Linked DNA regions of Homo sapiens: all the other regions are linked to region 2. A link is a loop called in an ENCODE intact Hi-C map of the cell type or tissue named here. Cell type or tissue: mammary epithelial cell. All regions are shown on one strand. Each heading gives the region's core, and the rest is flanking DNA. Links, peaks and the distances in the headings are about the cores only. Region 1 has its middle 72 kb from the start of EPAS1. Region 2 overlaps PRKCE (protein kinase C epsilon). Region 3 overlaps PRKCE (protein kinase C epsilon).

The links. Peaks named below come from ENCODE experiments on the same cell type or tissue, not always from the same donor. Only the 100,000 strongest peaks of a DNase experiment are listed, where the experiment ranks them.
Region 1: it touches region 2 in a loop (4-fold over the local background); 9 of 110 quality-filtered maps call a loop at or near these places.
Region 3: a loop joins it to region 2, with 2.5 times the contacts of the local background. A loop is called at or near these places in 9 of 110 quality-filtered maps.

Annotation. Positions count from the first base shown.
Region 1 is chr2:46,220,195-46,231,138 of GRCh38, forward strand. No RefSeq gene overlaps it. Among named protein-coding and RNA genes, the nearest start is that of EPAS1, 72 kb to the right of the region's middle. RefSeq lists enhancers at 8,706-9,690, 10,266-10,355. In mammary epithelial cell, for the core only: no CTCF peak of the experiment used is centred there; a DNase peak (open chromatin) is centred at 4,777; H3K27ac peaks cover 800 bases.
Region 2 is chr2:46,166,421-46,177,364 of GRCh38, forward strand. The region is part of intron 14 of PRKCE (protein kinase C epsilon); the gene reads left to right. Among named protein-coding and RNA genes, the nearest start is that of EPAS1, 130 kb to the right of the region's middle. RefSeq lists a silencer at 1,597-1,784 and an enhancer at 4,842-5,424. In mammary epithelial cell, for the core only: a CTCF peak has its summit at 5,946; DNase peaks (open chromatin) are centred at 4,761, 5,411 and 6,051; H3K27ac peaks cover 2,268 bases.
Region 3 is chr2:46,091,866-46,102,809 of GRCh38, forward strand. The region is part of intron 11 of PRKCE (protein kinase C epsilon); the gene reads left to right. Among named protein-coding and RNA genes, the nearest start is that of EPAS1, 200 kb to the right of the region's middle. In mammary epithelial cell, for the core only: no CTCF peak of the experiment used is centred there; DNase peaks (open chromatin) are centred at 6,096 and 6,916; H3K27ac peaks cover 1,422 bases.

The DNA of each region.
Region 1 (10,944 bases), core at 1,229-9,228, 54 kb after region 2:
GAGACAGAAAGTTAACAAGGATATCCAGGAATTAAACTCAGCTCTGCACCAAGCAGACCTAATAGACATCTACAGAACTCTCCACCCCAAATGAACAGAATATACATTCTTCTCAGCACCACATTGCACTTATTCGAAAATTGACAACATAGCTGGAAGTAAAGCACTCTTCAGCAAATGTAAAAGAACAGAAATTATAACAAACTGTCTCTCAGACCACAGTGCAATCAAACTAGAACTCAGGATTAAGAAACTCACTCAAAACTGCTCAACTACATGGAAACTGAACAATGGAAACTGAACAATCTGCTCCTGAATGACTACTGGGTACATAACGAAATGAAGGCAGAAATAAAGATGTTCTTTGAAACCAATGAGAACAAAGACACAACATACCAGAATCTCTGGGACACATTTAAAGCAGTTGTGTAGAGGGAAATTTATAGCACTAAATGCCCACAAGAGAAAGGAGGAAAGATCTAAAACTGACACCCTAACATCACAATTAAAAGAACTAGAGAAGCAAGAGCAAACACATTCAAAAGCTAGCAGAAGGCAAGAAATAACTAAAATCAGAGCAGAACTGAAGGAAATAGAGACACAAAAACCCCTTCAAAAAATTAATGAATCCAGGAGCTGGTTTTTTAAAGGATCAACAAAATTGATAGACCGCAAGCAAGACTAATAAAGAAGAAAAGAGAGAAGAATCAAACAGACGCAATAAAAAATGATAAAGGGGATATCACCACCAATCCCACAGAAAAACAAACTACCATCAGAGAATACTACAAACGCCTCTACGCAAATAAACTAGAAAATCTAGAAGAAATGGATAAATTCCTGGACACATACACCCTCCCAAGACTAAACTAGGAAGAAGTTGAATCCCTGAATAGACCAATGACAGGCTCTGAAATTGAGGCAATAATTAATAGCCTACGAACCAAAAAAAAGTCCAGGACCAGACAAATTCTCAGCTGAATTCTACCAGAGGTACAAAGAGGAGCTGGTACCATTCCTTCTGAAACTATTCCAATCAATAGAAAAAGAGGGAATCCTCCCTAACTCATTTTATGAGACCAGCATCATCCTGATACCAAAGCCTGGCAGAGACACAACAAAAAAGAATTTTAGACCAATATCCCTGATGAACATCAATGCAAAAATCCTCAATAAAATACTGGCAAACTGAATCCAGCAGCACATCTAAAAGCTTATCCACCATGTTCAAGTTGGCTTCATCCCTGGGATGCAAGGCTAGTTCAACATATGCAAATCAATAAACGTAATCCATCATATAAACAGAACCGAAGACAAAAACCACATGATTATCTCAATAGATGCAGAAAAGGCCTTCGACAAAATTCAACAGCCCTTCATGCTAAAAACTCTCAATAAACTAGGTATAGATAGTACATATCTCAAAATAATAAGAGCTATTTATGACAAACCCACAGCCAATATCATACTGAATGGGCAAAAGCTGGAAGCATTCCCTTTGAAAACTGGCACGAGACAGGGATGCCCTCTCTCACCACTCCTATTCAACTTAGTTTTGGAAGTTCTGGCCAGGGCAATCAGGCAGGAGAAAGAAATAAAGGGTATTCAATTAGGAAAAGACGAAGTCAAATTGTCCCTGTTTGCAGATGACATGATTGTATTTTTAGAAAACCCCTTAGTCTCAGCCCAAAATCTCCTTAAGCTGATAAGCAACTTCAGCAAAGTCTCAGGATACAAAATCAATGTGCAAAAATCACAAGCATTCTTATACACCAACAACCAACAAAAGGAGAGCCAAATCATGAGTGAACTCCCATTCACAATTGCTTCAAAGAGAATAAAATACCTAGGAATCCAACTTACAAGGGATGTGAAGGACCTCTTCAAGGAGAACTACAAACCACTGCTCAGGGAAATAAGAAAGGACACAAACAAATGGAAGAACATTCCATGCTCATGGGTAGGAAGAATCAATATCGTGAAAATGGCCATACTGCCCAAGGTAATTTATAGATTCAATGCCCTCCCCATCAAGCTACAAATGACTTTCTTCACAGAATTGGAAAAAACTTTAAAGTTTATATGGAACCAAAAAAGAGCCCACATTGCCAAGACAATCCTAAGCCAAAAGAACAAAGCTGGAGGCATCACACTACCTGACTTCAAACTATACTACAAGGCTACAGTAACCAAAACAGCATGGTACTGGCACCAAAACAGAGATATAGACCAATGGAACAGAACAGAGCCCTCAGAAATAATACCACACATCTACAACCATCTGATCTTTGACAAACCTGACAAAAACAAGCAATGGGGAAAGGATTCCCTATTTAATAAATGGTGCTGGGAAAACTGGCTAGCCATATGTAGAAAGCTGAAACAGGATCCCTTCCTTACACCTTATACAAAAATTAATTCAAGATGGATTAAAGACTTACATGTTAGACCTAAAACCATAAAAACCCTAGAAGAAAACCTAGGCAATACCATTCAGGACATAGGCATGGGCAAGGACTTCATGACTAAAACACAAAAAGCAATGGCAACAAAAGCCAAAATTGACAAATGGATCTGATTAATCTAAAGAGCTTCTGCACAGCAAAAGAAACTACTATCAGAGTGAACAGGCAACATACAAAATGGGAGAAAATTTTTACAATCTACCCATCTGACAAAGGGCTAATATCCAGAATCCACAAAGAACTTAAACAAATTTACAAGAAAAAATCAAACAACTCCACGAAAAAGTAGTGAAGGATATGAACAGACACTTCTCAAAAGAAGACATTTATGCAGCCAATAGGCACATGAAAAAATGCTCATCATCAATGGCCATCAGGGAAATGAAAATCAAAACCACAATGAGATACCATCTCACACCAGTTAGAATGGCGATCATTAAAAAGTCAGGAAACAACAGGTGCTGGAGAGGATGTGGAGAAATAGGAACACTTTTACACTGTCGGAGGGACTGTAAACTAGTTCAACCCTTGTGGAAGACAGTGTGGCGATTCCTCAAGGATCTAGAACTAGAAAATACCATTTGACCCAGCCATCCCATTACTGGGTATATACCCAAAGGATTATAAATCACGTTGCTATAAAGACCATAAAAGTTATGCAATTGTGGTCTCTTTCTCTCTCAAAATGCATAAAGTTTTCAGACTGTGGTTGACCATGGATAAGTTAAACTGCAGAAAGTGAAGGTGTGGATAGGGTTGGGGGAATACTGTGCAAAAAAGGCAACAGGAGGGATCGTTGTGGCGATGGAAGTGTTCTGTATCTTGACCGTATGAATGTCAATATTCTGGTTGTGATATTGTACTATATGTTTGTAAAATGTTACCACTGGGGAAACTATGCAAACGGTATATGGAATCTCTCTGTATTACTTCTTGCAATGCATGTGATTCTACAATTATCTTAAAACAAAATGTTTAATTAAAAAAAAACCCACAAAACTTGACTGTTCCTCAAAACCTTCACTGAGTTAACCACTTCCTCTTTGAAACCACCTTATACCCTATACAACACTGATAATATAGTATTATTGCCCTTCCATGTTCTACTGTAATTAGTCTATCTCCCTTACCAAACTGTGAGCTCCAAGAGGAGGTTTTAAAGGCAAGATATGTTTTGTTCATCTATGTATGCCTAGCATCTAGTAGTGCCTGATACATTGAAGATGTTTTGTAAATGCTTGTTGAATAAAACTGGATGTGACAGACATAAAAAAAAAAGACACATGCACACGTTTATTGCGGCACTATTCACAATAGCAAAGACTTGGAACCAACCCAAATGTCCATCAGTGATAGACTGGATTAAGAAAATGTGGCACATATACACCATGGAATACTATGCAGCCATAAAAAAGGATGAGTTAATGTCCTTTGTAGGGACATGGATGAAGCTGGAAACCATCATTCTCAGCAAACTATCGCAAGGACAGAAAACCAAACACCGCATGTTCTCACTCATAGGTGGGAATTGAACAATGACAACACTTGGACACAGGATGGGGAACATCTCACACCAGGGCCTGTCGTGGGGTGGGGGGAGGGGGGAGGGATAGGAGATATACCTAATGTAAATGGTGAGTTAATGGGTGCAGCACACCAACATGGCACATGTATACATATGTAACAAACCTGCACGTTGTGCACATGTACCCTAGAACTTAAAGTCTAATTTAAAAAAAAGAACAGTGCTTTTCAGAAGAAAGTGATATTCCTCTGCTTTAATTAAAGACATGCATGTTTTCAGTAAAAAAAAAAAAATTGGTTGTTACCTTTTCTTAATATTTTAGTGTTTTTTCTGTGTGTGTGTGTGTGTGTGTGTGTGTGTGTGTGTGTGTGTAGCAAGCAGGTTATTCTGATGCTGACTACTTCATCATGATCTTAAATAGAAGGATTTAAAGATAAAGATGAGGAAACCTCCAGAAAAATTGAATGAAGAGACATTGAGATAATAAATAGGAGTAAAACAATTAGAAAATCAGAGATCTAGTTCAGGAGATCTAACACCCAATAATTAGAGGTTACAGAAAAAGAGTATATATTAATGATCTATTTGGGGTGACAAATTACCTCAAAACTTAGTGGCTTAAAAAATTGTAAACATTTATATCTCTTTCAGTTCCTGTGGCCACGAGTTCAAGAGTGACTCAGCTGAATGGTCTGCCTCAAGGTTTCTCATGAGGTTCAGCTGGATGTTGGCCAGGGCTGCAGTCTTCTTAAGACTGGCTGTAGCTGGAGAATTTGCTCCAAGGCAGCACACTCATGTGACTAGCAGGTTTATGTTCTTTCTCAATTTCTCACTATGTGAATCTCTCCACAGGGTCACTTGAGTATCTTCATGACATGACAGCTAGCTTTTCCCAGAGAGAGTAATCCAAGAGACCAAGAAAAAAGGTGAAAGGTCTTTTATGACTACCCATTGATGTCATCCATTGTCACTTTCACAATATCCTACTGGTCACACAGGTCCTCCCTTTTAATGTTGAAAGGGAGTACACAACAGCATGCATAGCAGGAGGCCAGGATCATTGTAAAGGGGCAAAAATAATCAAAGAAATAATAGAAGAAAATTTCCTATATGAGAAGAGCATGAAGTTTCTACTGCGGTGGATTAAAATAGACTCTACTCCAACGAACAACAGCATGAAATTTCAGAACACTGAAAGTCAAGAGAAAATTTCACAAGATTCTAGGAAGGAAAAAAAGGATGTCACATACCAAATGTTTAGAATCAAAATGGCTTCATAGGAGTGGATGCAGTGGTGTGCCCATGTAGTCCCAACTATTTGGGAGGTTGAAGCAGAGGATCACTTGAGGCTAAGAGTTTGAGGCCAGCCTGGGCAACACAGAAAGAACCCATGTCTAAAAAGAAATAAAGAAAAAAATAGCTACATACTCCTCAAAGGCAACATTGTAAGACATAATATATAATGTCAAATAGAATAAATGAAGACATATCCTAAAGCAATATATTTAAAATTCTGGGAAAAATTACTTTAAACCTATAATTTAATACCCAAGTCAAACTATCAATTAAGTTTTAGTGTAGAATAAAGACACTTTAAGATATGCAAGTTAAAAAAATTATCTCCCACACACCCTTTCTCAGAAACCTTGGGAAAACAGAGGATTCAGGAAACAAGGGATTCAATACAAGGAAGAGGAGAAGGAAATCCCCAGAATGATGAAGAAAGGATTTCCCAAGACAACAGCTATGTGCCAAGTGCAGAGGGCAAACAGAACGGACTTTAAAAGGGCAGAAGATTCAGGAGATTGTTTCAAGGTTAAATTGATAGAACACCTAATGTGTTTAAACACACTGAGAGATTTACACAAGTGGGGAAGAGTTTAAAGTTGAACTACTTCAGATAGTGAACTTAGTGATAAATTCTTCAAAAAGGAAGGCAATGGAAAAATAAGCATTAATTCCAGACAAAACAATAAACTGTGCAGGAAAGGTAACACAACCAAAGTTTACTATATATCTCTGCTGCAACTGGCATTTACAAAGTCATAAAAATGTGAACACAGAATACTGATCTAGTGAAAAATCATAATATAATTATACTGAGAGGGCAGAGGAATGAAAAGTATGCATGTATGTGGTGGTGCAGACCAGGGATTAAAAGACAGCTAAATCTTCATTTTCCATAGTGGGAAATCAATAGGTACTATCTTGAACTGAAAAATCAATAAATAGCAATATAAGCATGTTATTTAGAGATGTGGAATTAAATACCAAATGAATCAACTATAGTTGCTGAAATTGGTTGCCTCTGGGGAGCAGGAATTAATGAAGGGTATGGCAAAATTTGTGCTAATTTTCTTAATAAACCTCATAAAACTGGCCTATTCTTTCAACTATGTTTGTATAAATTTTCATCAAAATAAACCAAAAACAATTAAACTTGAGAAAAATAACGGAAAAGCAGGGAGTAGTCAGTTGTTTTGAACACTGATGAATAATCAAGAAGATAAGAACAGAGAATGGTTCATTAAAGGTGACAAGATGTAGATCATTGGTAACCAGAGGAGTAGTCAGTGTGGAACCCATTGGTAACCGGAGGAGTAGTCGGTGTGGAAACCCCCTTAATATTCAAAGAGAAAAATACGCAAGGGATATAAATAGACATCACAGAAAATAGGTATATAATCATCCGTAGTCACATGAAAAAATACTCCATCTCATTCATAATAAAAGAAATGCCAATTAAAGTGATATGATATTTTGTAACATATTGGCATCAAATAAAAAAATAATGTACTCGTCATTGGTAATGGTGAGGACAGAATGGCAGCCTCATACACAGTATATGAGAGTGTGAATTGGGAAAGACTTCACTGAAGGCTAATTTGGAATATCTATGAAAATGTATAATTCACCTGCTCTTTGAGTAACCCCTCTTCTGGGGTTTTATACTACAGATAAACTCATGGAAGTATGCAGTATGTTTGAAGATACTCAGTGGAAAATAATACAAACGTCTCTCAGTACAGAACTTGCTAAACAAATGATACGTTCTTCCCACAGATTACTAGGTGCATCATTAAGAGTGGCTGTTCTGCACGTGCTCATGTTGAAAAGGGGACAAGATATCTTAATTCAGAAAAAAAAATGTTAATAGTATTTATAGTTATGAGTCTGCATGTGTGACAAATGAAGACAAGTCATTTGTAATGATCTGGCACCTACTGGATGGTCAATAGAAAGTTCTTAGCTACTGTTCCTAATGCAAGCTGTAAAACTAAACAATGATTATGATTCCAAATAAAAATGCATTGGATAATAAAGCTCACTTGGCTGCAGAGGTCATGCACATCGAACTTTACATTTTTCTGTGTGATTTACAACAGTTTTGCTGTTCTCATTGATCAACTTAATCATGATTAAATGTAATAAATTTGAACTTACAAAATAATGTAACAGTCTGCTGTCATATGTTTTGTATGTTTTGCCTATTGGACTTTTTTTTCAGAACAAGCTTTCTTTAAAAGTTATATAATTCTTTGGCTCAAAGAAAAAACCTAGAAAATAATATTCCCCACTGACCTGTACTTTCCTGACCCAGCAAGCCTTCAGCAGATTTGTCTTGGACTAGAATTCAAGACACCTGGGTGCCAGTCCTGGCTCGGCTACTCAGTAGGTGGGTGACCTTGAGCAAACCCTTCGGCCTCTCTTAGTTCTTCTTAGCTGTCGTATGGGATACAGCGCCTTTCCTATCTACCCTGTGGGACTACTGTGAAAAGCAAATGAGGCAACAGGTATATAAATTTGTAATCTGTGAAAGCATGCACATGAAAGAACTTTTATTTTGATAGCTAGAAGTATCCTCTCACAGGTTAAATATTTCTGGTCCTCCCAGCAGAGAGACACGCCTGGGTATTTATTCAGTAGACCTTGAGTGCCTTTCTGGACCAAGCAGGGACTGGTGAGGCAGAATTGAATATGATGCAGTCCCCGTTCTCAAAGAACTCACAGTTTGATAGGAGAGGCAATTACAGTAAAACGTGAGAAATACAATATAATGGTTATAGACAAAGACTGGTGGGACTCACAGGAGTCAAAATGTCTGACTAGAGAAGGCATCACTGACAAGTGACACCTGGATCGAGTCTTCAAGAACATGTGAGAATTTACCAGGCAGAGAATTGATTGATTGCTGGGTGGAACCCAGGCAGTGCCCCAACTGTGGAGCAATTTCTCACCCCTCTTTCTTTATCAAGTCTTACCTCTGCTGTGAGATAGCAGACCATCAGAAACTTGCTCTCAGCTACCTATCCTATTGGAAAATGTTTGAAAAAGATGTTAATGACAGGTTAGGTGTGTGCTTCCCTCCAGAATAGATGCATTTGGGTCCAGAGGGTGAGATGGTTCTCTATACACAGAAATACCAATAATTTTAGCTAAATAGATTTACTTTTAGGGAAAGTACCTAAGTAATTTTTTTTGAACCTCACTCTTTTACTCAAGTTAGAGTGCAGTGCTATGATCACAGCTCACTGCAGCCTTGACCTCCCGGGCTCAGGCAATCCTTGCACCTCAGCCTCCAGAATAGGCGGAACTACAGGTGTGCCACCACACCTGGCTTTTTTTTTTTTTTTTAATAGAGACAGGGTCTCATCATGTTTCCCAGGCTGGTCTCAAACTCCTGGGCTCAAGTGATCCTCCTGCCTAGGCCTCCCAAAGTGCTGGGATTACAAGTGTTAGCCACCATGCCTGGCCAATACCTAAGTAATTTCTATGGCCACCAGCTGGTACCAGATCATTACAAACATTACTTTTCTTCATTATCACAACAACCTTGTTTTTTTCTTATTATAGGTGGCAGAACATAGGACGAGAATCACCACCCAGCCAGTTATACCAGAGCCAGGATTCAAACTCAAGCCATGATCTTGCATATCCATTGACAAACTGGTTCTCATAACCGCCCTGGGAAATGAGCAGGAAAGGAATGTTATCCCCACTTAAGATGGGGAATCCGGGCATGGAAAGCTCTGCTGGGGACTCCCCGCTGGGCTTCCTGACTCCTACCCTGACTGAGGTTGTTACCTTGCAATGGAGGCCAAAGTCCTGACAGGCAGTGGGAAAGATATTTTGGGGTAGGGCTGTCTCCCTGGTGCTTGTCAGATCTCATCTTGTGAAACAATTGGTTCAAGTTCACTGGGCCCGGGTGCGCAGCCTTCCCTGGCTGGAGCTGGGACCCTGCTGTTCTGAAAAGCTATATGGAAGGAGATTTCTTTCCTTCTCTGATTATCCTCACCACTAGGTGGGATGGAAGCTGTCTACCAGAGTCTGCTGCAGGTTAACCCTTCCCCTGCCCTCATTCAAGGACATGACAGGGATGTTCCAGGTAAATGTGCCCCCTTGGCTTGAGACAGCACTTGTGGTAATGGAATAGCTTCCTCTGCTATGGCCTGCTTGTGTTAGTTCACTGAGAATGGACTCCCTGTGGGTTCGTAGAGTGCAACAATTGAAGAGCTTGAATAATGGTTAACCAGGATGAAGTCACATCCGAATATGCGTCATCTCACCACCTCCTTTGCTGCAGTCCGAAAACCCCACTGAGTCTTTGTTCTTTTTCCATCCGTCTGTCTCTCTTGGTATCTGTCTCTCTCTTTCTCATCACCCCTTCAGGGTATTGATGCTTATTGATACTGGATTTTCTTTCTCACTCCAGTTTTTCCTGTCTCTATCCACCTGTCTTTCTCCCTCCAGCTCTCCCTCACTCTCTCTCCCTCCCCTTTTCCTCCCTTCTAGTTCCCCATTTTGCTGGTCTCATTGTAGACCTGCATTCATTTACGATTCATTATTCTTACTGAAGAGATCCTTTGATCTTGTCTGTTAAAAAGTAAGTGAGTTGCACTCTATACACCAAGAAAAAACAAAATCATCTTTATTTAACTTTTTTTCTGGCCATGGGCCTGTGGCTGGGGCAAAAATAGGTCTCCCTGTTTCTGGCACACACACCAGCCTCCCCAAGCTGCAAGCCAGCCCAGTGGGCAGACACAGCTGCGAGGCAGGAATACTGTTACCCAACTCAGGGTGGTGCCAGAGCTCCGAGTGCCCAGGCAGGCCTCCCCGCCAAGGCAGGGATCGCTCTGAGGCCAGAGGAGGCCCAGGGGACAGAGTCAAGGCTCCTGCTCACCTGGCCCTGGGGCTGTGGCTGGTGCTGGTTAGCCACTTCCTCCCCTTCCCCAGCAGGGCAGCAGGAGGGTTCCACTGGAGCCCAGCCCTGTCTCAGCTTGACCCCTATACCTGGTGACATCCCGCAGCCTGGGTCAAGCTGTCAGGTTAGCACGCAGCCCAGTTAAATGCACTGGGCTAACATCTGGACTTAGAGTTATGTAATGTTTTTACCTCATAATATTGTAACCTAGTAGAGGACATTTTATGGAGTCTTTAGAGGTGACCAAACTGAGGCTCATGGAGGTTGAGTTATCCAGTTAGTCAGGGATGAAGCTGGTGCTCAGGACTCTGGAATTCCTTGCCCAGATGTTCCCAAACCAGGTTGCATGGGCTGCTCCCCCAGGCCTGTTTCTTAGGGTAAGTGGTAACAAGCATCCCCATCATCTCCAGTTTGGAGAGCAGCCATGGGGCAGTAGTTTGCTGGGGGGAGGGTGGAGCTTGGACATGTAAGCTGGAGTGTCCCCTGGCATGAGTGTGAGGTCCTCTGCAGGACAGGATGTTGCTGGGGACAGGAAGTAAAGGCGGGTGGGATGGAGGCTGGGGGCTGGGGACCTGCTTTTCCTGAACCACCACATTCAGGCATGGAACTCCCAGGAACCGAATGTTCTGAATTTCAACCTGGCCTTCCAGGTCATAATGAATGTGTATTTGCAAAATTAGAAGGATAGAATGTACTTTACTTAATGATTGTTAACTCAATAATTTTGAAATATTAAGATGTGAATTGGGCTA
Region 2 (10,944 bases), core at 1,257-9,256:
GCTACAAGAGCCCTCCAAGAGCCAGGACTCTGATCCAGGGCTGGAGGGCATGGGAAAAGTCCAGAAACCTGTTTTTGGTGGTTGACCCAGCGGGTGGCATGGTACAGTGGACAGGATACTGGCTTTGACTTCTGAGAGACTTGGGTTGGAAGAAAATTGCTCTCACAGGAAAGCCATGTGACACTCAGAATTCACCTCACCCCTGGACCTCTGGCTTCCTTGAGCCTCCTTATCTGTAAAATTGGGATACTATGATAATTCTTCACTCATGGAATTATTAACAGGAATAGCTGGGTACTGTGGTTCATACCTATAATTCCAGCACTTTGGGAGGCCAAGGCAGGCAGATCACTTGCACTCAGGAGTTCGAGACAAGCCTGGGCAACACGGTAAAACCCTGTCTCTACAAAAAATGCAAAAAGTAGCCAGGCGTGGTGGCATGCACTTGTAGTCCCAGCTACTTGGGAGGCTGGGGTGGGAGGATCGCTTGAGCTCAGGAGGTTGAGGCTGTAGTGAGCCATGTTCATGCCACTGCACTCCAGCCTGGGAGACAAAGGGAGATCCTGTCTCAAAAAGAATTATAAACAGGAATAGAATAAGTCTAAGCTACTTTGTGCACTGTAGATTCTCAATGAATTTTAATTCCTCTCTCTCCATTCACCACCCCTACCCTGGCCTTTGAACTTCTTCTCATCCCCAAACTCCAAGAATCAAGAGTTAAGAATTGCAGGAGGTTGGTGTGATGTTTGGAGGCTGGGCTTTGGAATCAGATGCAACCAGGTTCTAATTTGGGCTGTGGGATATTGGGAAAGTCACCACTTCTCTCTGAGCCTCGGTCTGCTGATCATAGCATGGGGGTTATAAATATCTACCACCTGGGGTTGCTGTGAAGCATCAACAAACCTAATTGCCTGAAATGAGTAGCACAGTGCCTGATACAGGTGAACACTTGGATGGTGTTGATGGTGTTGATGCTGTTGGTGAGGAGGACAACAGGAGCCTGAGGCCAAGGGAGGCTGGACTGGACAACACTCCTGTCCCAAAGGGGCTGACGGGCCAGGAGTTCAGATGAGGGGATGGCACCATCTAGCAAGGCACCAGCCATTACAGGGCAGAAAGCATCTGAAGGCAGGGAAGGAGCACAGTTCAGAATGCTGAGGCGCCTGCAGGGGCGTCATTCCAGCACAGCCACTGGTATGAGCTGGGGAGTGCCAAGGGGAGGGAGGTACTGCGAGGGTGACTCACCCCAGGTGCCAGCATTCCCAGCCCTTTTTGCCTCTTAGGATGGCACCCCAAGTTCTGCCACATTTTCTCAGCACCCCCCACCCCGCCCCCCGGTCCCCTGCTTTTACTCTGTGACCATGCTTACCACGTTGACGTTCGTTGACGTTCCCTGCCTTCATTCTCAGTAGTGTTTTTGCTGGGTACAGCTGTGCGGCCCTCAGCACCCCAGCCCTGAAGTGGTAGCAGTCACCAGTGAGACCCTGTTCCAGCACAGCAGGCTCCCAAATATTTCTAAGCGAAACAGCCTCAGTGGAGCATCTTTGACTCTGGACAAGTGATTTCGCCATTTTAGAATTCTGATTGCAGGAATTTTGCCATTTGAGAATTCTGATGGCAGGAACAATGATTTCACCATTAGAGAATTCTGATGGCAGGAACGTTCCTGTGGCCTGGGATTGGGAGGGCCATCATTTTCATCCCCTACCCCCACTCCAGGGAAGAGTGTGAGGCCTGGGCTGGCCTGGGCTTTGCTGGGCACTTTCATAAGCTCCTAAGCTTTTCTTTGTGTCTTAATGGCTGTTACTTTGGTATATGCCTTCCTGGGTTCATCAGACTAGTGTTTCTTGAACTTAATCTCCTCCCAGACCCACCTGCACTTGAAGTAACACACATACAACTCACCTGGGAGCATGGGAGGACTTCCTAGGCCACGCCTGATCAAACCAGAGGACAGCAGGAGGAATCAGGGAATGTTTCCTAGAGGAGCTGGAACTTGACAGAAAGCTGGGAGGGATCAGGAAGAAAGAACTATCTGCGAAAGGCATAAAAGGAGAAAGGGAAAGGCAAGATTCAGGTCAGTTATATTCAACAAGTGTTTGTTGAACATGTCCTTTGAGCCCTCTGTGAAGCCCTGAAGCCCTAGAGGGAGAAGCTTGACAAAGGCAAGGAAAGAATCTTCTGCCATCACCCTAACATTGCCACCTTGAAAAGCTTCGATGGCAGAAGACTTGATAATGCAAAATACTTAAGGGATAACAGGCAGTAGGGTAAAATCCGGCACCTGACTCCTAACAGGATGCTCATTTGGAAGAGGAATTTGGAGCTCTGCCTTTCAAGGTTTGAGGACAGAGAGAAGAGGGCCTCTGGGGAGGCTGGGAGCCAGCGTTTCTGTGGGTCCTGAGAGCCTATGTCAGCCCCCTTCTCATCTTGGGTCTTGCAGAAGATCCTATCCAAGTGGGTCTGCACTGCTGGATAAGCAATGCCCTCCTGCCTATCTCTGCGGAGAGGACTAAAGGATGGTCTGGCTGCCAGGAGGGACAGGGGTCAGAGCCTGGTTCGTGTGTATTGAAGTGAAGGCAGACAGAGCCTCAACCCTCCCTCACAGAGGGGCTCAGCCCTCCAGCCAGAATTTGTTCCCTGAAGGGTACAGGCACCAAGGGGCACTTTGCAAGCTGACTGGGGGGGTGTGTTCTGCCCACATCAAGTGGAGGACCTTTGATCTCCAGAGGCATATATGTCATGGAGAAGAGACACTCTGGGGAATCCAGTTTTGCACTTGGGGGATCAGTGCCTTCTTACCTTCCCATTGTTTGTGCTGGGGAGGGGGATGGTAACAGAATTAGGTTTGGCCTAAACTTAACATTCCATTGTTATTCTGGAATTCTGGGATTTGACTAATACACAGTGGGTTTGTGAAGGTTCATTAAGTTTCCACATCAACCTCAGTCTCCTCACTGTGAGAAGGCCTGGCCACATAGCAGCAGCCCTTCACCCTCCATGTTCCTCTGGCTACTCCTTTCTGGACCTATTTCGCCTTAACAGCAGCTTTCTTGGAGCACAGAGCTTGGAGATCAATGGAGTATTTCAGGTGTGAGAGCCCAGCTAGGCGTGGAAGAGGGTGGCAAATGGCTAGGCCAGGGAACTATGAAATATATTTGCCTTAAGTAAGGAGATGGAAAGATAAGCCCTCCAGAGTAGGGCTTATCAACTGAGATGACTTCGAAAATAAACCAGACCCTGACCTAGGACTTTAGCCGCACTCCGTCCCCCCTAGCGCAGCAGCTGACATATCAGCTAGTGTTGGCAGTAACAGGATTTGCAGACTTCCTGGGAGGCGTGGCAGACTCAGACTATAGGGACCTGGGGTGTGGGTGTTCAACCAAATAATTGAGAAGACAGTCACCCCAAAATGTGGCACTTCAGATTGAAGCACCCACCTTGTATCACAGGCAGTGAGCTAAGGGGAAGTGTTAGACAGAACTGGGTGCTAGTCCCCACTGTTACTGTCTGTGAGATGCTGAGAAATTCACTCAATCTCTCTGCTCCTTTCCTGTAAAATGAGGGACTTAAGTAATCCCTAAGATTTCTTCCAGCCCCAGCCATGTGAGAGCAGGGATTTGCAGGGTTTTTTAATCAATTGTATTGCAACAAAATTTACATAGAATAAATGCACCCATTTCAAGTCCACATTCTGATGCATTTGAAAAATGTCATACACCCATGTGACCACCAGCACAATAAGTATATAGAACACCTCCATCCTCCCAAGAAGTTTCCTGCCCATAGCCCCAGGCAACCCTGGTCTGCTTTCTGTCACTGGAGATTAGATTCGTCTTTTCTAGAGTTTCTTATAAATGGAGCCACATAGCATGTACTTTTTTTGTGTCTGCCTTCTTTCACTCAGCATCATGTTTTTGAGATTTGGGACTTATAATTTTAACTTTAGTACGGAAATTTCCAAACATATATAAAAGTAGAGCAAATCATTGAATGAGTCCCCATGTGTTCATCACCCAGCGTCAACAATTAGCAATGCACAGTAATTAGCAATTAGCAATCAAGGGAGAGAGTTACATCTGTTTTGTTCACAAATGCATCCCCAGCAGTTAGAACAATTCCTGGCACATAGTAGGTATTCAATCTATATTTGTGGAATGAACAAATGAATTCCCCAGATATACAGTGTTTTTTTCAGCTCTATCTCAAAATTCTCTTCTCACCTTTTATGGCTCAAGATCAGTTCCAGTATATGCCCGGGAATTTGGGGTCATAAGATCCTGCATTAGGAAACTTGAAATTATTGTTGAATGGTGAGAGAAGGTGGGTGACCTCGTCTTGACTTGAGAGGCACATATTAGAATGTTTACAGTTCCCATTTCACAGGCAGTGCAATAATAAATCCTGGGCCAAGAGAACTGATCTCTATCTAGAACATTTTCCTAAATAAGTGGGGGAGAGATTGGTAAGTGGAGGAACTGGGCCTTTGCCAGGGCCAGATTGGAAAGTTTCTTCTTTGGATACCAAAAATGTCCCTGGAATGGTAAACCCAACAGCTGTCAGCAATAAGACGGCTTTAAAAAGTAGATGATAAATGAAAAAGGTCCCCCAGTTAGAAGCAGAATGAGTCCAAGTTGCCACCGTTTTCTTACCCACTTCCAGCTGGAGACACAGGCTCCTGCTGCATCGCCAGGCTCGGGTCCTGCCACTGCACATCCTGCTGCGGGGGGCCAGCTCACTGCAGGGCCTGGCTCAGCAAGCTCAGGCCCCAGGCAAGCCAGGGCAGGCAGGGTACTGTCTCCTCCTAAGGCTCTTTATTCCTGGATAGCCACACAGCATTTTCTACATCGTGTTCTGTCCCAGGCATCTCCTGGGGTGCCCCTAATGTCTACGAAATAACCCCAAAAGACTTGGTGGTGATGGTGGCCTCTTGCACTGTGAGGGGTACACGGCAGAATGCAGTTGTTTGTTTGATGTTAACACAGCAACACCGCTATTGACAGAAACCATTGAACTGGCAGCTTATGCTGGGCACAGTGCTGCGTGTCTTTGTGCAGATGGCTGCATTGATGCCTCCCGGCAGTTCATCATGGGAGGCAGGATAGTACATGCCAGGGGCACAGCCTCGGGGTCAGAACAAGCTGATTCCAAGTCCTGACCCCACCTCTTGCCCAGCCTGCCTGTTAGACAAGACGTCTAATGCCTCCGAGCCCATTTCCCCATCTTTACAATGGAGATGTGATCACAGCACTCTCCTCCCTGTGGAGTGGGTGTGAGGTTACAAGAGCCGGGTGTTGAAGGCATCAAAGCACTGGCAAAGTCTCCATCTGCAGCTTTGTTATGTTTTCCTCCTAAAGAAGCTAAGGCTGTCCCAGGCACTGAGCTGGTGCTAAAAACACAAGGCAGATGCGCATGTGGAGCTCCGGTCCAGTGGAAAAGACACCTCAGACTGAGTCATCATTTAGCTCCAGTTATGAGGAGTACCAGGAAACAGAACCCCAGCACAAGGGTCAAGGTATATATAGGAGGGGACTAGCCTGGTTTGGGGATCATTCCCCCAGGAAGAGGCATTTCCTTTGCTGTACAGCAGCAGCAGACACGTCCCTTGAGTGGCCTCAGGAATGGTTTCAGAGCTCACGTGCAGCATCCTCTCAGTTCGACTCTTGGAGGGCCAGTGGGCTCAACGGTGGAGAGAATGGCTGTGGCTCTCTGCCGTCCTCCAGAGACTCTGCAGCGTTCATTCCATTAGCTGGGAGCCTGCAAAGCCAGGCTGAGCTGGGCCCTGCTAGTGTCAGAAGCGCCAGGCCCTCTTTCCCCCCAGGCACTGCCAGCCTCTTGCGGGAGCCAAGACTCCTGGGGCACTTAGCGACATATCCAGGCCATTCCTCAATCCCAGACTGGATGTCATCTGGGGCCAGTGTGCACTGGATGGACAATGTGGACTCATCCATAATCAGGTGGCCCCATGTGGCTGGAATGTATACTTTATATTTTTGTTACCAAATTTCAGAATCAACGTGTCACAGCCAAAGGAGTGTATAGGTGTGGGCCTGGGCAGGCCTGGGCGGGCCTGGGCGTGCCTGGGCGGCCCTGGGAGGGTTTGAGGAGCAGGAATAAGCGCCATCCCTCAGAACTGCCCAGAAATGCCTCCTTCACTAACAAGAATGGAGACATAATGTGTTTGGAGCTAACGCTTTGAGACTATTGACTTCACCTGCACTTAGAAGACACCTCTGGAAAGAGGCTTAGATACACAGTCTACATCCGGGGGAGTGTTCTCAGCCATTTTTACATGAGACAGCCTTCCCCACAGAGCACTGTATAGTCACTAAGTCCAGAGGGGATGCCCTGTGCTGGGGACCCTTGTGGTCTGAAAGACTTAAGCAAAAGGGGACACTTCAGGTCCTGAAAATACTTCTCAGGGCTTTCTCCTTTATGTGGATTCCTCAGAGACAGTTATTGTACCACTTAGAAAGCCAGGCTTTTTATAATGGAAATGTTTAAATCAGTGGTTCTTAACTTAGTGGTATCACTACCCCCTTGGAGAATCTGATACAGTAAACTCTGTCTCCAGGAAAACCCCAAGGTGTCACAAACACAGTACACTGTTCTATATTCTACCAGGCTCATGGAAACCCTGAAGCCATCCTTTGAGGCAGGGGTCTGCGAACTGCAGCCCAGGGCCAAATCCAGCCCACCACCTGCTTTTGTGCAGCCCTAGAATAAGAATGGTTTCAACATTTTTTTAATGGTTGAAGAATACTATTTCATGACACATGAACACTGTATGAAATTCAAACATCAGTGCCCATAAAGTTTTATCGGAACACAGCCACCGTCATTCATTTACACAAGTTCATGCTGCTTTTGGGCTACAGTGGCAGAGCGGAGTGGTTATGACAGAGACCATATGGCTCACCACATCTAAAATATTTACTACCTGGCCTTTCACAGAAAAAAATGGCAACCCTTGCTCCAGGGGTGGGAACCCCATTTAAGAAGCTTACTTTATATTCCTTACTTTTGCTTACAAATGATTGAGCCGTGGAATTTAGACATAGAAGCAGCATTGAAAGTCTCCTTGAAAAGCTTCTCACTTTACCAATAGCAGACAAGGAACATGTTCCTCAGTTTCGCAGGAGCAAGAGCCAGGAAGGGGCTCTGTCCTGGGCCCTCCCTTTCTTCTGTAGGTTTCTGAATTGGCACTGCCTTCCAAAGGAACCTTCGGGTAGTTGCCCTGAAGTTTTGTTTCAAAGCATCATAACACATGTTAGAAGTTTGGTGGCAACTTCTTTATAACAGGGACACCTGCTTGCCTCTGTGATGGCAATCCCTGAAAGCTGTGTCTATAGACCCCAGCTAATTCCCAGACAAACGATAGTTGGCTGAACTCCTTTGATCTCTATTTGCTGAGTGTAGGGGAGGAGGTTTGCTGTTAGCTAATACCTGAAGTAGAGTTTTCTTTTTTCCTAAAGTAACTTCTCACATGGAATTTGTAAACAAATTTTTTTTTATAGTTTAGCAAACAATAATGAGACTGGAGATGGGAAATAGTTGAATTCCGTCAAACAGCAGACCTGATAGAATTCAGCTGTGGTTGATTGTTCAGAATGCCTGGCGGTCTGAGAGAATTTGGTCCATTTAGAAAATAGATATGTGTGTCTACTGACTGCCTCCAAAGGAATGAAGCAACTTTCCCTCAGAAGTGTTTTAGCGAGGAAACCAATGAGATTGTGGGGAAGGGGCCTGTGAGGCCCAGCCTGAGGCTTGGGCAGCTTGTCCCTACGACTACAGGGGCCACCTAGCTGCCAGGACCCTTTCCGTTGGGCTGGGGAATGGTGGGCCAAGTGGCCTCCCATTTTAACTGCCATCTGTGCCATCGTGCTTAAAAAGCAAGTGGGTCTTCATTTTCTTCTCCCTTAAAAGGTGGAAGCAGCAATCTTTTCAATGATGTAAAGGTCGCAAACTGGAGGATTGTGAGACCCATTCAGCCAGGAGATAACTTTTTTAAAATCGAATTAGTAGGCAACATTTAAAAAGAGATGTAAGTGAAAATGTAGATTGGGGCATTTCGTGGCAACTCCAAAGACCTGGGACCCCTGGGTCGGTGTCCCCGACAGGTGGCATCAGCTGGTGAGGCATGCAGCCCTCAGCTTGCTGGGCTCCTCAGTTCCCGGTGCGCCCAGGCTCCCCCATGCCACACACAACACACACAGACACCCAAAGACACACACATGCCCCACTCATTAGAGAGAAAAGGAGATATGATGCTTTTTAATTTTTTTTGAGATAAGATCTGGCACTGTCACCCAGGCTGGAGGGCAGTGATATGATCTTGGCTCTCTTGCAACCTCTACCTCCTGGACTCAAGCCAACCTCACACCTCCGCCTCCTGAGTAGCTGGGACTACAGGCACGTGCCACCGTGTCTGGCTAATTTTTGTATTTTTTTGTAAAGGCAGGGTCTCACTATGTGGCCCAGGCTGGTCTCAAACTCCTGGGCTCGAGCTATCCACCTACCTTGTCCACCAGAAGTGCTGGGATTACAGGCATGAACCACCACGCCCAGCCGAGATCTGGTGTTACAGCCTGCAATTTTAGCCAGCAGGGCTAAAATTGCTTCCTTCCTTCCTTGTTTTTCTAAAATCCTTCCTTCCTTGTTTTTCCTTTCTTATTCCAGAAAGTTTAAAGATGTCCCACCAGTATATATAAAGTTTACTATGAATGTAATGTCAGCGAAAAGAAAGAAAGAGAAAACAGCACAGGAAGGCAAAAAAGCATCAGAAATGTTCTTTTGGGTGGGTCACATATTTGGCTATTTGCCTCCAGTGAAAACTAATTGGTTCTAGATTTCATGTGCAGGGGAGATAAATGCACACAGGTGGCCTAGGTGAAACAATGATTATTCTGTGAACTGAGACCAAATAGAAAGTTCTCTCCTGGATCATCCCAAAGACAATTCTGTTTGTTCTAACCATACAGTTGTGATCTTAGATATATTGAGGAAGGAACAATGCCAATAATTTACTCGATGTCACCTACTGTTCTCGCCACTTGATTGTATTCTTTCATTTAATCCTCATAACAAATATATGGGAAGGCCTACTAATGTCCCCATTTTATGGATGAGAAAATGGCGGCACAGAGATTACATAATTGGCCCAAGGCCACAAAGTTAGTAACTGGAGAAGCAGGCATGGAATTCAGGCAGTCTGGCTGTAGAGCATGAAGGCTAAGCCACTAAGCTACCTCTCACAGATCGGCATTTAAAGAAACCAGTCTGATTCCATGAGAGTTCTCAGATGTCCTGATTTTATAAATACCAATATAAAATAGACCAAGAAGTCATGAAGCTGAGAAGGAATGCCAGTATATAGCATGAACTTGCTATGTGTTGGAGGAGGCCAAATCTAGTATGGTCTTAGGCTCCTGAAAAAGCCTTTGGACAACAATGAAAACAGGCCTTTTGAAATTGTTAAAAGAAGAAAGAAAGAGACCCACGGCCTTTATATGGAGGGACTCCACCAGGCTGCCCACCAGAATCACTTATGGAGCTTTAAAAACTCACCGTCTGGAGATTCCAATTCATCAGGTCTAGGATGACTCTCAGGTGTCTAAATGGCTGTGTTTGGTTTTTATGCACAGCCAGGATTGAGAACCACTGTGTTAAAAAATGGCAAAAAGCAGACCTGTTATTTTGCCTCCAATTTTCCCCAAAGAGAAATAGCTCCAAAGTACAAAGATAAGGGTGAAAACCACTAAGAGGAAATTGAAACCCAAGAGAGGCAAATTACATTTAATAAAGCTCACCTGGGGAGCCCTATTATTCCATGCCCAGACCAGATCCCAAAGCAGTTCAACAGAATCCCTAGAGTGGGACGAGCAGCTCCGTGCGTTGAAGCTCCCCCAGGTGACTCCAGTGTAGGCCCAGGTGAATTACATTCCAGGTTACGGAAGAATCTGCTCTGCCTACTGCTTGGTAAATTGGAAATGATGGGATAGAGTAATGATACCAAGTGATAGGAGAAAGGCAAACCGTCTCCCAGTATTCAGAAACTGGGAAAATGTGAACTTAGGACACTTTGAAATTGATATTATTAAAGGAAGTTTCTATAAATTCTTAATGAGAAGATAGTTTGTGGACATTTAGGGGGCAGTAGTAATCACTTGAAGCAATTAACTTCATTTCCAGCAGAGAAATGCTCAGCCATTTGTATCTTTATTCCAGCAAAGCAACTGAGCAAAATGAAAACAGTGACCATGGCTGGTTGCTTCTCAATGAATTTCACAACCACACCCCAAAGAGTGCTGGTGGGACTTGATGTCACCTATGTGAGAGGGCTGTTTCAGGGGCCAGGTCAAAGGGCTCTGGTCCTGATCCTGTGCTAAACAATATTTGCATGAGTGTCCCAACAGAGAGATAGGAGGCATGCCAATCAAATTTTAGGATGACATAAAGCTGGAGGATACAGCAGATAAGATGGATGATAGAATTAAAATGGCATTTGCATTGTATTTTAGGGTTTATCTGAGCTTTACCTATAACCCTCAGAAAGCTAGGTATGTCTGTTATCTCTACTTCCTAGGTAAATACACTGAGATTCAGAGAGGTAAGTTGCAGAATCATGGTGATCTTGACAGGCTAGAAATATGTCCCAAAATAAGAAGAAATCAAGTGTAAAGGATTACGTTTGGATTTTAAAAACCAATTTCAGGCCGAGTATGGTAGCTCACACCTGTAATCCCAGCAGTTTGGAAGGCTGAGGTGGGAGGATCACTTGAGCCCAGGAATTCAAGACCAGCCAGGACAACACAGCGAGATTTCATCTCTCTACTTTATATACTTAAAAAAATTTTTTTAAATCAATTTCAGAAAAATAAGATTGGAGTTTGTATTAGTTGCCCAGGGCTACCATAACAAAGTACCAAAACCTGGGTGGCTTAT
Region 3 (10,944 bases), core at 1,318-9,317, 74 kb before region 2:
GAATTATTTCTTGTCCTTTTTTCTTCATTCTTCCCTTCTGATAAAATCGAACTCTTTCTTTTTTGAAATGATAAAGTAGTAGTCATAGGAAAAATAAAAATCTAAGCAGTGAAGAAAGGCGTAAAGTCCGTTTTTCTTCATCAAACTCATAACTACCCAGGGGTAAACAGTTTAACAGTTTCTAGAGAACTTTCTGAGAAATCTTCGTGAGCAACTTACAAAACCTCTTTGTGACTGGTCTCCACTTGTGAAGTTTAGATAGTACCTGCCTTGTCTCTTTCAAAAGGTAGCTGAGAGTGATTGCTGGAAGTCAGACTGTGATAGAGGATATGAAAGCCAGTGGGAAATGACAGAGCGTCTTATCTATGTCACATATCATGAATAATTAACATTTGTCATTTTGAGCATTAAAATTTGGTCTTTATCCACCAGCAGAGAAAGATGTAAGTTATAGACTCTTCCTCCTTAGATTCTCCAAGCCTTTTGATCTCTAATGAGCCCTTATCATCATTCCCTGAGAGTCAGTCTTGCCTTAGTGCCTGTCGTGTGCCCGGTGCCAGAATTGGGCAGAGGGGAGACAAGGAGAAAGGAGGTGCCTCTGCCTTGGCCAAGCCTAGATTCTTCTGTACTCAGGAGGTACTTAGAAAGGGCTTTCCTTGTTGACCATGATGTTTATAAAAAGTCAGATAAGAATCAAGAGCAAGGAACAAAAATCCAGTCAGAACCTCAGTGCACCTTATAAACCTGTCTTAACTATCTTGTTCTCTCCAGAGCTGGGGAACAAAGCCCAAAGGAGAGGCTTAGGAGGGGCTTTCCTAGAAGAAGCTGGGGTTGTACTGAGGTCTCTAGCTGTGCCCTCCAAACCAGGCCTCCGTATGGAAAATGCATACGAAGTTGTGATGTAAATTTTAGTCCTGCCATCCTGCTAGTCAGAGGGGAAAGTGTGTGCCTTAATCTCTGGAATCATATCCTGCCATTGGCACACAGTTAGGGATTTGCTGACATGAATGAAGGTCTTTAGTTAAACCTGAGTTAATAACTGGAAGGTCTAACGTGTAGTCTCATCCTCTTTTAATACATTATCAAGTTATTTAAAGCTCTAATACAAAGAAAGGGAGGAGAAGGTAGGGGCATCTCTTTTTGCCTTTGAGTCTTCTAGGACCTGACCTTTAGAAAGTCACTGAGGGTACTTGGGGATCGTTTTCCCCAGAGAGCATCGTTCTTAGCTGTCAGCGTTACCCCATCCATTATAGAAAATGATATTTTGACATAAAATTCCTAAGGATCTAAGGGCCGAGTCTCTAATGGAAGGAAATCAGCTACCATGGCAGAAATGATGAGTTAAATCAGGGAGGGCCTTGGAGACTGCATAATCCATCTCCTTCGTTTTATAGGTGCAGAACTTGGAAACCAAAATTGTGGAATAACTCACCCGAGTTTACACAATGAGATAGTATAAAGCTTAGATGTTACTTCAGTCAAAGATATACATACAGATGAATTAGTTCTACATGGTGTTTTGGTTAATAAAAAAGCAGTTTTTTTTTTTTTGCCTTCCCTCCCCTCAATTTCCCCTTCCAAAGAAGCAACCACATTCAACTCGCAGCTGGGTCTTTTGGTATGTACCTCTGTATTTAGAAATAACATTATCTTATTGTACTTTTCTTTTTTTTTTTTTTTTGAGATAGGGTCTTGCTCTGTTGTCCAGGCTGCCATGCAGTGTTACAATGATAGCTCACTGCAACCTGGAACTCCTGGATTTGAGCAATCCTCTCACCTCAGCCTCCCAAATTGCTGGGATTACACAGGCATGAACCATGGCACCTAGCCTTATTGTTATTTTAAAAACAATTATTTTACACATTATCTAGTGACCTACCACTGTGGAAAATGAGGTTTTAGTTCCGTTTCTCACCCACTACCCACCTCCACAGCCCTATCACATACGCACACCCTTCCCAACCTCCCATCCTCTCAATATGGTTTACTGTAATTTTGGTTAAATGAATATATAGTATACATTATTATAACTGTGAAATACCATTTGGAATTCAGTTATGTGGTATGCTATAGTTACTTTTCCTTCCCAGTGCATTTTTTTTGTTTATTTTCCCTGAAGTTAATAAATATCTCTTTGTTTTCTATGTAATTATTATTGATTCAACCACAAACTCTCTACAAACTGTCCATATCTCCTTTTAGCATGTTTAGGTATAAGCAGTATTCTATCAATTTCATATTCTTGGATACATTCTTTGCCAAGCCTTGTAAACTATTCCAGTCTAAATGGTTACCTTCTGCCCTGTGTGCCTGCTGCAAAGCTGTCACCCTGGGATCCCACTTCACTTTCATCCTAGGCTTCCTTTTCCCACTATCCTGTGAAGCTCCTGGTTCCAGTATTCCTTGCCTTCCTCTTTCTTTGTATACTGCATCAATTTGGTGAAGCACCTTTAGTAGATTTCTGAGAACAAATATATAGGAAGTGAAATATTGAGACTTTCCTTTTATATCTAAAATCATCTTTATTTTACTCTCAGACTTGATAAAGAGTTTGACTGGGCATAGAATTTTAGATTAAAAAGAATCTTCAGATGAGATCATGTCCTTTGCAGGGACATAGGTGGAGCTGGAAGCCGTTATCCTCAGCAAACTAACACAGGAACAGAAAAGCAAACACTGCATGTTCTCACCTACAAGTGGGAGCTGAACGATGAGAACACATGGACACATGGTGGGGAACTACACACACTGGGGTCTGTCGGGGATGGGGTTGGGAGGGTGGGGAGAGGGAGAGCATCAGAAAGAATAGCTAATGGATGCTGGGCTTAATACCTAGGTGATGGGATGATCTGTACAGCAGACCACCATGGCATGCATTTACCTGTATAACAAACATGCACATCCTGCATAAGAACTCAGAACTTAAAATAAAAGTTGAAGTTAAAAAAAAAAAAAAGCATTTTCACTCAATTTTAAGGTATCATTCCATTGTCTTCCAGCTCTCAGTGCTGCTGTGCAGAAGTCTGAAGTCAATTGAATTCTCAATCATTTGTATGGATCTATTTCTCTTTTCCAGAAGTGTGTTAAAGCTTTGTCTCCATTATTCTAAAATTATTGAATGATGCGATATAGGTCTGTTTTCATCTATTGCACTCGCCCGGCATAGATCTCTTCAATTTAGAAAATTAAGCCCTTCAGTTCTAGAAAATGTATTACTTATTTCTTTACTGATTCTTTCTCTTCTGTTTTCTCTTTCTGGAACTATCATTCAGATATTGGACTAGTCAACTTGGGGTTCACTGTAGACTAATCTGGGTGGCCCACTTAGTTGGGGAACCTCAGACTATCACTATTTCTAGGCCTTTCCTCTTGGAGTGCTTCGATTACTCCCAGAGTCCTGCCTAAAGGGAGACGGCCTGGTGGCCAGCATCGCAGGAACCAAGTGAAGCCAGATTAGAGGACCCGGCTTCCAGAATACACATGTTTATTTAATTCTCCTGTGTTCAGTACTATACCCTCATGCCCATCTACCCCCACTCCATGCTTAGTCTAGAGATCCTGTTTCACTTCTCCAGAGAATAAACCTCTAGGGACAGGGAAGGGGCCGTGCCAAGAAGAAAAGAGAATCTGGATTTATAACTAGTTTTCAACCAAATCTCTCTTTTCTCTCGCTCCACATCACCCTCATCTCCAGAGTAACTGTTACTGCATATTTCCTGAGCTTTGGGGATAGGAAGATGGAAATTCTGCAGCAAAAATTTCATTGCTCTTGACCTTCCCCATTGCTGGTTCAGGATTCAGTTTTCTTGGATCTACTAATTCAGTTACCACTCATCCGTTTACTTTCAAGATTCCAACATTGTGTTGCATTCTTTTCTTACTCTCTCCATCTTTGTGTGTAATTTTGAGAAGGAAAGTAAAATAGTGGTGAATATTCAATATCTACAGTCTTTATCCAGAAATGAACAAGAATCGTAATAACAGCAGCAACAACAATAATAGCAAAACACTTATTTAGCCTTTGTGTAGCCAGACACTATTCTAAACACTTTGCACATGTTACTTATTGAGTCATCACACCAACCTTATACAGTAGAAGCTCTTACTGTCCACTGGATTTACAACCTTTCCAAAAAGGAGATGTTGCCACATCCTACCACCATCACTGGCACTGTGTCAGGTCACCCTGTCCTCTCTGTTGCCAGTCACAGTTTTACATGGGAAGCAACATTGTATGTTGGAGACAGCACAGAGTTTGAGGTCAGAAGAATGAGGCTGAATCCTGGGTCTGCCTCATCTTTGTTGTGTTTTCCTGGGTAGAATAATTAAACTGTTTGAAATGCAGTTTTCTCAGTGTTCCATGGGAATTATAATGCAAACCTCTCTGGACTGCTTTGAAAATTACATGAGAAAACATTTGCAGAAGTGCTGAGTGCAATCTTTGACACCTAGTAAGCTCCATTATTATTGGTTGGCTAAACGGAGAACACAGTTCTGGAGTCAGAAAGTGAATGGACTGAATCATGCCCCCAACCCCCAGATTCTTATGTTGAAGCTCCAATCCCCAGTACCACAGAATGTGATGGCATTTGGAGATAGGGCCTTTAAAGAGGTAATGAAAGCAAAATGAGGTCATTGGGTGACCTAATCCAATATGACTGATGTCCTTATAAGAAGAGGAGGTTAGGACACAGACAAGCACAAGGGAAGACCTTGTGAAGAAACTGGGAGAATACAGCCTTCTGCAAGCCAAGGAGAGAGACTCAAAAGAAACCAACCCTGCCAGCACCTTGGTCTTACACTTCTAGCCTTCACAACTGCAAGAAAATAAATTCCTGTTAAGTCGCTCAATCTGTAGTTTTTTGTTATGGCAGTTCTAGCAAACTAATACTGAGAACCTCAGTTCAAGTCCTAGTATTGCCACTTACTAACTGTGTAATGCTGGGCAAATGACCTCATCTCTCTGAGCCACAGTTTCCTCATCTGTAAAATGGCTCCACTAATGTATATTAAAATAAGAGGGCAAGGCCTGCGGACTTGGCATAAATTGTAATAGTTAAATAAGCTACTGGGCATAAAAATGTCTCTGGGGTTGTTTAGGGGCTCGGCCAGTGCCTGAGGAGTTACAGGTACCCCCACGATGGTGGCAGTGCAGTAACACTGCAGTCTGGGAGGAGCAGGTTGGTGGATATGTGAGTCTGTGTCTCTTTTACAGGCTAAGGGCCCAGATCTCACAACCAGGTGATATTTTATTCTTGTGGTCACTTTGGGACCCAGGGACAGGATATATTGACACTGATAAACGTGCATGACGGTAACCAATGGGCTGGAAGGGCTGACAGATCTGCTTGCATTATAAAGCTGCAAAGTCGGCAGGGTGCAGTGGCTCACACTGGTAATCCCAACACTTTGGGAGGCCGAGGTGGGTGGATCACAAGGTCAGGAGATCGAGACCATCCTGGCTAACGCGGGGAAACCCCGTCTCTACTAAATATACAAAAAAAATTAGCCGGGCGTGGTGGCGGGCGTCTGTAGTCCCAGCTACTCGGGAGGCTGAGGCAGGAGAATGGCGTGAACCTGGGAGGCGGAGCTTGCAGTGAGCCGAGATCACACCACTGCATTCCAGCCTGGGAGACAGAGCGAGACTCCGTCTCAAAAAAAAAAAAAAAAAAGCTGTGAAGTCTGACTTTGGTGTCTTGACTTCCCTGTTGGGCTCCCTTTGCACCCAGCCACCTTCATGAGAACCCGGCCCAAGCCCTGGTCCCTATGTGACCTGCTTCAGCAAAGAAGCTGCCTTTGGAAATGTGCACTTTAGTTATAAAAGTCATTCTGTCCCTCTCCCATGTCATATAGATGAAGAGCTTGTCCCCTACTAAAGGAATGCCAAATACCAGCATGAGTTTTTCAGGAGTCATCACTTTTATATGGGTCCAAATCTACTTGAGGCTGAGACTATCTTTATCCCAAACTGATTCCATGCAGTGTTACCTGCCAATGACAGTTGGGGGGTGAAAGCATTGTGACCTAACAAAGGGGAAGGGAGGAGGAGAGAGGAGAGCCTGAGCTGGCTGGGATGAAAGCCAAGTTTACATTCCTTGGAGGAAGCCGCGTTATTGCTGACCAGCTTAGAAGTAGAATTCTGACTGCCTTTGACATCAGAGGTTTAGAGCAAACAGGAAGTTTGGAACCAAAGGGAAATTCCTGATTAAATTTGAGTGTTTCAGCTAGTAATGTGTGTTCAGAGCAAAAATTATGAGGGACCCCGTCATCTCTTATTTTTGTGTCTTTCATGGTAGCTCATATAGAACTGAGAACCCATTATAGTGGTTAAGGGCACAACTCTGGAACCCCTGGTCTCTAACCCTGCCTCTGCGCTCATTAGATCTGTGATGTTGGGCAAAGAACTTAACTTCCCTAAACCTCAGTTCCTTCATCTGTTAAATGGGGTTATTACTCCCCCCCCAACCCACACAGAAATATTGTGAGAATCAAATGAGAGTTAGTACAAGTAAAGCAGTAACAACTGGTTCTAGTACAGAGTAATTGCTCACTAAACATTAATTAATGTTATTATTATCATTGTTATTTTGCAAGTGGCTGAGTGCACAGTTCATAAGATTCACTTTGTCCATCTCAAAAATGGGGATGAATGTATCCTGCTAGTTAGTAAACTGATGAAAACACTTTGTCTAGTTAGAGGCCTCCAAACAAGGGCTAATTTGAGGTGTTGGGACCTGTCCTATATAGGGGAATTTGACATCAATATATTTTATTTTATGACTATGCTGTGTTCTATAGAAAGTAGATGCCTTGGAACAATTATTGCTGCAATATATTCAACAGCCAGTACTGAATGCTCCAAGGCTTAGTCATATGATTTTTGTTTCTTCAATGCCTTTGGCTATTGAATCATTAGATTGAGCTACTAAAAATGAGAATTGTTTCAGCAAACAAGTGGCAGCTTTGCCGTGGTAAGCAGAGTCCTGTGTGAATGTTTGAAGTTGGTCTCTGTGGTCCCTCCCAGTTGGCCATGTTTGTTTCAAGATGACTCAGGCTGGAGGTGGGGTGAGGAGGAGAGTGGTAGGGGGTACCATAGTGAGCTGAGGTAGTGGAGACTACACTTAATTGGCTTTGCTTCCCTCTGGTCATGCAGCAGCAAGCTAAGGATTCATACTGCTAATTGTTGCCACCTTCTCTCTCCTTGCTTCTGGGTCTCTTCTTCCAACATTCTTGGCCAATTCATTCTGGTAAGCAAGGAGCTGGGTTGCTTTCTTGCTCAGAAGCCTGCCATGACTCCATTATCCCAAGACATCCCCACTCTTCTGCCACTTACTCAAAGCCACCCATAAGCTGACCCTGCCCCTAAGCTTCCTCTCTGGGGTTTATATACTGATCTCTTTCTACCCCACAAGATGACCCCTTTCTATCTCCTCAACAGCTTCTCCAGCCAAACTCCTCTTTGAGTCACTACTTGAGCCTAACAGAGGTGCTCATTGACAGGCCTTTGACACACCCATACACAATGTGCATTTATTACCAAGATCTTAAGCATCAATAGTCACAATACAACATGTTTCCACCACCCTGTACCTTTGCTTAGGAATACCATACCTTTTCCTGGAATAAGGTATGGTATTTTTTTTTTTTTTACGCTAACTTTTCATCCTTTGAGATTCAGCTTCAGATCATTTTTCCTGGCTGTTAGTTATTTCTTCCAGCGAAGTTAGTTATTTCTTCCCCCTGTTAACATTGCATCTGCTACCTTATATTCTAGCACTTCTTATACTGCATTGCAACTATTTCTTGGTTGACTGACCCTACAGAGTTTCCATAGGTTATGATAAATGTATAGTTATACCCAGTGGCCCATGATTTCTTGACTAACCTATTTACATTTATCGAGAAAACTCCAGGGAGGTGAGGGGATTTTCTAAGCATATTTGGCTGCAGGATATATTTTCTAATGGACTTCTCACTGGACCGCTCTTCCCCTGGGCTCCTTTCTGTGTGCATGGCCCTATTTCACCTGTCTTTTTAGTCTTCACAAGGTCTGGTTGGTGAGTTGCTGCAGTGGAAAGAATACAGAGTTAGGAATTAGGGACTAGAACTCTAATAAAGCTCAGTCTTAGTTGGGTGTCCTTGGGCAAATGACTTCTCCTTGCTGGGTCTCAGTTTTCCTACCTACAAAATATGGTGGCCAGACTGGATGATCTAGCTCTGTGATCCTAAGATTGTTTGGTCTGGGAATGCCTTGAAGAGCATCTGAAAATGAATTTCTGAAAATCTGTCTCAAAATTACCTCAGTGAGGCTCCAGAAGGTAACTGATCCCAAGTAACAAGAGTGCCCCTGAGGAACATTCAGAGATCCAGGCCCACAATTCCTGTCATTCCTCGGAAGGTGAGACTTCATTGGCTGGTGGTCCTGTGCTCTGCTCTCGGTATGTCAAATCACCGTCTGTGGGTTTTCCTCCCTCTCTAATTTACCCAAAGTCCTCCCTCTTAACCAAAACAAATAGCTTTTGGGGGATCTGATGTTGCCAAGTTGTATTTGCTCCTGTGGCAAGCAGAGCTCCCGCAAGGGGCTGTAACCAACCATGTAAGCAAGAACTGCTGGCCGAGGAGCAGGGATGCTTGCTCAGAAGTCCTAGTCCTGTCAGGATTGAGAATGCCACCCCTGAGACAACACCCTCTCGGAAGTGGGGCATCTCTCATGAAGTCCCCTCCCGTGTTGGAAATCTGCTCATGCAAAAGCATTCATCAGAAGGGGGTTTCTTTCTAGATTTGTACTTTTGTCTGGGGAAGCAACTAAGAAAAATATCTGTTGTTTGAAGAGCAGTATAATTTAAGCAGACATTCATTTATTCACTCAACAGACAACGAGTAAGTCATTTTTGCTGTGCCAGGTATAGGACTCTAAGATGCCATGACAAGGAAGAAGAGCACATTCTGTCTCTAGCTTCTTTCTGAATCTTCCTTCTTTCCTTTTCTTTTTTCTCTTCTCTTCTCTTCTCTTCTCTTTTCTTGATGGGATCTCGCTCTGTCACCCATGCTGGAGTGTAGTAGCACGATCTCAGCTCACTGCAACCTCCGCCTCCCAGGTTCAAGCGATTCTCCCTCCTCAGCCTCCCTGAATAGCTGGGATTACAAGCACCCGCCAACTTGCCTGGTTCACTGTTGGATTTTTAGTAGAAATGGGGTTTCACTATGTTTGCCAGCTAGTCTCAAACTCCTGACCTCGAGTGATCTGTCCGCCTTGGCCTCCCGAAGTCTGGGATTACAGGTGTGAGCCACCATGCCTGGCCTATTTCTTTTTTAAAAAACTGATAACCAGAGAGACAGTCTCTGCCCCTTTGGCACTTGAATTTAGGTGGGGATGGCAGACAATAAAAGAAGCAATAACAATAAGAGTTATGATAGAAAAAAATATGGAGTTGCCAGGGAAACACATTACAGGGATACCTCAGCCAGTTTAGAAAAAGTCAAGGAAGGCTTTCTGGAGGAAGTGACCACTCCCGGAGAGATCCAATGGGCTAAGTAAGAGTTGGCCAGAGAAAGAGGACATGGAAGAGTGGCCCAAGGAGTGGGAATAGCATGTGCAAAGGCTCTGGTGGAGGGAGAGGGAACACCAAATGGGTCTGTGGCTCTACAGAATTTGTATATGCCTGGAACTCAAAGCACAAATAGAGGCCAGGGACCCTAGCCTCAGAGGCTGTCGAATGACTGTCAAAGCCCTGTAAGTGCACGGTGACATGACCTCAGGTTTTATCTGGAACAACATGTGGGAACTGAAAGATGATCCTAGTATTTAATAGAATTTCAGAGGTGGGAGAAAACTTGGGAGTTTAGTCCTCCAATTCGCTGTTTTATAGATGACTAAACTGAAACTCAGAGACGATGTGGCTTGTCCGAGGACACTCGGTCTCATAGCAACACAGACAGAACCATAAGTTGGGACTCTAGTGTTTTGGTGGTGTATGCTGATAAACTGGCTTTCAAAAAAAAAAAAAAAAAAAAAAAACCCAAAACCCTGATTTGTAGCATTAACTGATTTCTATGGTATAAATATTCTCCCTGGGGCCAGTTTCAGGCTATCCATGTTGAACAACCAGCTCACAAAATTCCTGAAATTTTAACAATCTGCTCTTGTGAGCTGGTGTGAGCTAGCTACAGGTCCCGGCGGGAAAGGTGATTGTGCGTGTCTCTTCCCCATTCTGTGTTCAGTCACATTCCATTGGTAGCTTGAAATCAGCCATGATGGTAGTACTTATACCATGGAAATCAGCAAGGGTTTTCCTCATTGTAAAGCCATTGTTAAGTGCTTGCCAGGACACCACTGGAGTATACAGTTTTCAGGACTAGTAATCAGAGACTCTCTTATGAAGATAAGAGAAAGCATTCCAGTGTGTTAACAGGCCTACACTGGGTTCCTTTACATCTCTGGCCTTGATTTCCTCACCTGTAGAATGAGGATAATGTCAAAGTTCAATAAATTTCAGATGTCTTTAAGATACACCATTATTTTTATTTAAATAAACTTTTTGTTTTAGAACAGCTTTAGATTTACAGAATAGTTGCAAAGATAGAACAGAGAGTTGCCACACACCCTACACCAGGTTCCCCTATTAATGAACTAATACTGACACATTATTATTAACTAAGCCCATATTTTATTCCAATTTCCTAAGTTTTTACCTAATGCCTTCTTGTCGTTGTTCCAGGATCTCATCCAGAATATCATATTACATTTAGTTGTCATGTCTCCTTCAGCTCTTCTTGGCTGTGACATTTTCTCAGACTTTCCTTGTTTTATGACCTTCACTATTTGAGGAATAGTGGTCAGTTATTTTGTAGAATATCTGCCAGCTGGGATTTGTCTGATGTTTTCCTCATGATTAGACTCTGATTATGGATTAGACAGGAATACCTCAGAGGTGAAGTCTTATT